Linked DNA regions of Homo sapiens: region 2 is linked to region 1. A link is a loop called in an ENCODE intact Hi-C map of the cell type or tissue named here. Cell type or tissue: heart left ventricle. All regions are shown on one strand. Each heading gives the region's core, and the rest is flanking DNA. Links, peaks and the distances in the headings are about the cores only. Region 1 holds the start of LOC107984308 (a long non-coding RNA gene). Region 2 overlaps DENND2B (DENN domain containing 2B).

What was found. Peaks named below come from ENCODE experiments on the same cell type or tissue, not always from the same donor. Only the 100,000 strongest peaks of a DNase experiment are listed, where the experiment ranks them.
Region 2: a loop joins it to region 1, with 2.1 times the contacts of the local background. A loop is called at or near these places in 27 of 110 quality-filtered maps.

The regions. Positions count from the first base shown.
Region 1 is chr11:8,718,064-8,720,949 of GRCh38, reverse strand. All of the region lies in intron 4 of DENND2B (DENN domain containing 2B), which reads left to right. LOC107984308 (a long non-coding RNA gene) reads right to left here and starts at 2,766. Exons shown (of 2, transcript XR_001748118.2): 1 at 2,662-2,766; 2 at 1,418-1,869. In heart left ventricle, for the core only: no CTCF peak of the experiment used is centred there; a DNase peak (open chromatin) is centred at 1,384; H3K27ac peaks cover 2,394 bases.
Region 2 is chr11:8,793,712-8,796,622 of GRCh38, reverse strand. All of the region lies in intron 1 of DENND2B (DENN domain containing 2B), which reads left to right. All of the region lies in intron 4 of DENND2B-AS1 (DENND2B antisense RNA 1), which reads right to left. Among named protein-coding and RNA genes, the nearest start is that of DENND2B, 16 kb to the left of the region's middle. In heart left ventricle, for the core only: a CTCF peak has its summit at 1,608 (motif pointing right); no DNase peak of the experiment used is centred there; H3K27ac peaks cover 1,095 bases.

The sequences.
Region 1 (2,886 bases), core at 387-2,886:
CCTGTCTCCCATTCATGCCCCTGCTGAATCTCCCATTCAGCCTTAGCTCCTTTAGCTCTGTCCTCCCTAGGATGTTCTGCACACCATTTCCCAGCCTACCGTCTCCTCCAACTCTGAGCCATTCCTTTGATACTTATTTGCTCTCAGCTGGTTCAGTTTAGTGGTCCAGGACTCAGGGTCCACTTGTCTCTGTACATCTCCATCCCCTGGTCCCCTGTCCACCTGGAGAGATGACTGGGAGAATCTATTTGAGACAGCTCCTCCGGGGCAGTCAGGAATGGTCCAGGAAGCTGAGAGATGAGTTAGGGCAGTGAAGGGACCAAGCTGAGGCTGGGGAGGCAGCGTGTGGGCTGCAGCCAGCCGTCTATTTGCTGGAGAACTGATTAGTGGCTTTGTTACATTAGACAGGATGTTAAACATTGCTGGAGAAGAGAGGCTGGCACAAGGGGCTGGGGAGGAGCAGGCCTTCCTGAAATTGAGTTTCCAGAGACAGGACCTATCTTGAGAACCTGATGTTGCTGGCTGTTTTCCCCTGGGTTGTCAGTGATGTGCACCAGGCTTGTACATCTATTACTTCCCTGGGCCTCAGTATCCTATGTCTTTTTCTTGGAGCTTTGGATTTTGTATCAATATTCAAAGCTCTTACTGTAGGGAAAAGAAGGAAGGAAGGAGGGAGTGAGGTGAAGGAGGGAAGGATGGAAAAAAAAGAGGGCTAGTCTTGGGACTCATGTCACACTCAGAAGCCATTGGAAGTTTAGAAAGCTCTATCTAAAGCAGTGGTTCTCAGTTGGGGGACAACTTCACTCTTCCCTCCCTCCATTCCTGCCTCCCTCCCTCTCTCTCCCTCCTTCCCTCTGTCCGTCCCAGAGAGCATCTGGCAGTGTCTGGAGACATTTTTGGCTGTTATAGCTAAGGAGATGCTAATGTCTCCTGGTGGATAGAAGCCAAGGTTGCCACTAAACATCCTAAAAATGGACAGGACAGTCTACCACAACAAGAATTATTCAACCCCAAATGTCAGTGGCTTGGAGAAACCCCTGGGATTGGGACAAGGCTTCCTATAGGTTGGGGATGACAATAAAGGCCCTGGCTGATCATGCAGTCCAAGGCAGTTTCGATTTGTTGAGCTTGGCATAAATGTTCTCCCTGCCGTGATGTGGACAGTGATGCTCTGGTCCTGTTTTAGGGGATCAGAAGACTGTGTCCTGGCATTCTCCCTTCTTAGTTCCCCCACCTCCTCACTCCTGCAGGGCATATGTTGGGGAAGGATCAAGAAGTAGAGAATCCATCCCCAACACCTCCCTAAGTGCCCCACAGTGGGGTAGGCTGGAGAAAACATGCAGGGGGTGCCGGGTTTGCTATTTGGCTTCTTGCGACAGGGCTGCTGGGCCAGCTCCGCTTAGTCAGGGCTCTGGAATGGAGACAAGTCATTTTAATAGCATGACTGTGTTACAGGAAAAGGTCTGTTCCATTGCTGGGGACTCTGCTTGGAGTTGGGAATCACTTAATCCAGTCCCAAATCCCAGTGACCCATCTTTGACTCATAAGTTTACAGAGATTTATATTGCTCCCACTGCAGTCTATTTAGCTGTCACTGAAATCCCTCCTTCACACCCACACCCTAACTCTGTTAGAGCATTTCCTAAATTCGTTGTGGTTCTGCATAAGTAGATGCCACAATGTGGAGGGAGCTCCACTTTGGAAATGGAGGAATCTGCAAGCATATAGGGATTGGCTCTTCTCCCGTGTCCTCTCTAGGAAAGCTTCACTCTCAGCAGCCTTTGTTCCTCGTCCTCCAGCTCCTTCTTCTGCCTGCTTCCTGAGGAGTGGGGTCTGAGTTCCTCTGGGGCGTAAGGCACATTCAGACATCTGTAGAACAAGTGTGGGACTCAGTGGCACCCAGGCTCAATCCTGCTGCTGAGCAGAGGTGCTGGAGTGAGTCCTGCTCTGCAGCAGGAAAATAGGGAAAGGGGTGCAGAGAGGGCTGTGTTCTGAGTTCCCCAGGGACCTGTTCACCCCACGGATTCTGCCACCAGGATTGAGCTAGGACTGACCCGGCCCATGGTGTTACTCTATTTTAGAAAATGTGTGTGTTGGAGGGGTGGGGGCAGGAGATACAGCTTGTGGAAAGGAGTGCCACTCAACATCTTCAAGGGCAGGGATTCTGTTTTGGACTTTTCTGAGATTTTCTGGTAATGCCAATACAATGCCCGCTGCCAGAGATTTTAGAACTAGTCCTGAGAAGCAAGAACTCCCCTCACCCCCACCCTTTGGCCCAGACTCCTTCCAAGCCTTTCACACCTCCCCTGTGTCACAGCAGGAGAGTTTGTTCCAAAAGGGGAGTGTTGATGGTTCTCTTTTTGCTGAGATCAGCGGTAGAGGGAATAGACACTACAGTAGGAGAGTCATCGAACAGATCATTACTGAACACTTCCTCCTTGCTAATCACTGTTCCGTTCCGAGGTTGCCTCAGTGAACAACACAAAACCCTGCCCTAAAAGACTTGTTGAACGGCATCGTAGGTGAGAAGGGGGCCTGGCGAAGCCCTGCTCCCTACGGTTCTGTGAGTTCCTCCATGCCCACCCTCCAAAGTAGGTCCCCAGGGAGATCCCCTGAGAGTTGGGTGAAGGGACAGCCATGTGACCTGAAAACCCTTCCTACCTTGAACTGTGTTATCTCTGGGGTGTTTGCAGCAGAGGGAAGGGAGCCAAGGAAAGACTCTTGTTGCTGGCTTTGTCCTCTGGCTGGGCACAGGCAGGGGTGGCTGAGCCAGTCTTGTGCAATCCCTGAATTTATAAAGCAGAGGCCAGGCTGAGCTGGGCTGGGGGTGGGGGGTTGGGGGGGGTGGGGGGGTGGGTCTGCTTCTGGACTTGGAGCCAGGATCTG
Region 2 (2,911 bases), core at 224-2,723, 76 kb before region 1:
GAAAAGAAATGTATCAGGCCACAAATTTCACTTCTTGGAAATTGAACATTGACTAGTTTCTATGGGTTGATACTTCTTTTTCTTTTTCGAGATGGATTCTCTGTCACCCAAGCTGGAGTGCAGTGGCATGGTCTTGGCTCACTGCAACCGTTGCCTGCCTGGTTAAAGCCATTCTCCTGCCTCAGCCTCCCATGTAGCTGGGATTACAGGCACACGCCACCATGCTTGGCTAATTTTTGTATTTTTGTAGAGAGGGTTTCACCATGTTGGCCAGGCTGGTCTTGAACTCCTGACCTCAGGTGATCTGCCCACCTTGGCCTCCCAAAGTGCTGGGATTACAGGCGTGAGCCACTGTGTCCGGTCCATACTTCTTTTTTTTTAAAGGTTTGATCCTGTTTGGATTCTATCAGTAGTGAAGGCCCGGGATTCTGAAATGAAAATGTATGCAGTGTTTATAAACTCTCATTCCTTGGTGTTCATGAGATCTGTGGTCAGCCCAATCAGCCTGCTTAGATGGAATAGTTTGTGAAGGGCAGAGCAGGGTGAGACTGAATTTCAGATTTAGCATAGATTGCTAGAAAACAGAGGAATTTCTTTGGTAAGTCACTGGATTTTGCTTTCCTGTCTCCCCTTCCCAGTCTGTTTCAGTAACAGACTTGCTTCTGAAGGAAAGATAATGTAGTTGGGAAAGGTTCCTTTACAGGGTGTTGTTCAGATGGTCTTCATCACTGATTCACAATGAGCAGACATTGAATGGTCATCTGCCATGAGCAGGGACACACAGATGGGTTGGAAGATGAGGCTGGAAAGACTGGCTGAGGTCAGATCTTTAAGGGATTGAACCATCCAGAAAGCGGGGAATCACTTTCCCCAGGAAGCAGGAAGGAAACACATTTGAATATGATTTGTAGAAAAGAAACCTAGGAGACCATGTAGAAGATGGAAATGGAGTGGGAGGAAACTTGCCTATTTTATTGGCTGTAACTGGAGGATGATATTCCAGTCCCTCAAAATTCATTTAGAGCAGAAAGTAAGGGAAGTCTCAGGGTGGGCGGGATCAGAACTCCAGATTGCAGAGCTTTCTAGAGCCCGTAGAGCAGTGGTTTTCAGACTTGACTGTGCACCAAACTCACCTGGAGAGCTTGTTAACCAATTTAGTAGAAATTTTTTAGTAAAAATTTGCATTTTTAACAAGTTTGGAAGTGATGCTGCTACTGTTGGCTGGGAACCCCACTTTGAGAACCACTGCTTAAGAGGCTTGGCAGCTGAGATGCCAATAAGGGTATGAGGGCCAGATGTTAATTGGCTTGCTTTCTTTTACTGACCCAGAATTTCATGTCTACAAAGCTTTACTTTAGATGTTCTTAGGTGGCTTACTCTAAAACATCAACAAAGCCTGGTAAAGGTCCATGCTCTCAATGACTCTTCTCACCAAATCCGTATCACTTCTGGATGAGATTTCCAGGTATGTGCTCGTCTTTAAACAGATGCTTGTCTGATTTTTGGAAAATGCCCATCCTGGGCACTTGATTTCATTAGGATTGGTGGCATTTCTGCCAGGAAAAGCTTCCCCCCGCCAGTCAGCACTACTACTGGCTGGCAGGGCTGTTTCAGGGACAGCCAGCAGGGGCTGCACAGAATGTGTTCTGTTGATTAGCCAAATTTACACAGGACATGCCTGGGAGATTATCTCTTTAGGCCAGGAGTTGAATTTCAAGGGCAAAGTCCACAGTTGGCAGCCGAAAGGCTGAGAACACCTGGAAGAGGGGAAGGATTTCACTTGACTTTCACTTCCCCAGGCCTCAGTGCCTCTTCCCACAGAGGCTGGGTTTTCTCCTTGTTGCTGCCTGAGCAGGTGACCTTGGGATGGTTCCCACAGAGCAGTGTGGCTCCAGGCACTGCCCTTTGCTGTCTACTTCAGCACCTGTGGCTTCAGGTGAGACACTTGCATTAGTCAATGTCAGCTGCCCTGTCCTCCTTGGCATCATCATTTCTTGAATTCTTTTCTGGGCTTGCTTCTTTCTTTGCGGGGAAGGCCTTCATTTTCCTTCATAGTCCATGACTCGCAGGTTTTCCCCGAGCTCTCCTTTTCTTACCTTCCTTCATTAGTTCAGTACAACTGTAGAATTCTGTTTCAATGTAGGAAGGGAGACGGCTACCCATACATAGCCTGAGACAACCCACCTGGGGCTCCTGTAGCCTCAGTGCTGTCCCCGGGGTGGAAGGACCACGTGGGTGGGTCCACACAGCTGTCGTCTATTTTGCGGATGCTCACTGGGAACTTGGATTCAGTCCTAGGTGCCTGGGAGTTGAGAGGTGAGAATACAGAGTGCTCAGGGTGGCAGAGTGGGGACTGGGACTCAGGTCTTCTCACCTCTGCCCATTTAGGGCCTTGCTGTGTATGTAACACTGAAACTGTGTTTCACATTAGCAGGCAGGCATCAAACCGTCTATCTGGCTAACTTTTGTTTAAGACATTTTTTAAAATAACAAAAGCAACACCAGGTGTTCTAAAAACTTTTGCAAAATGGGGAATACGTAAGGCAGAATATGAGCATCTTCTATAAACCCATGCCCCAGAAAAATAGTTATTGTTAACAGTTGGGTAGCACTGGGTTTTTTATTTATTTATATTTTTTATTTATATATTTAAACTAACATCCTTGAGCCATAAAGATTCTTTAAATGATGCATTTTTATGTACATTTAGTTTTACACGAAAAGTTTATGCTCTTAATTTAAAAAAATGGAAAGTAAGAAGTGTTGGTGAGAATGTAGAGAAGTTAGAATCCTCATACATTGTTAGTGGGAGTGTTAGCGGTGCAGCTGCTGTGGGAAAGTTTGATTATTCCCCAAAAAGCCCCAAATTGCCATATGACCCAGCAATTCCACTCCTAGGTATATGCCCAAA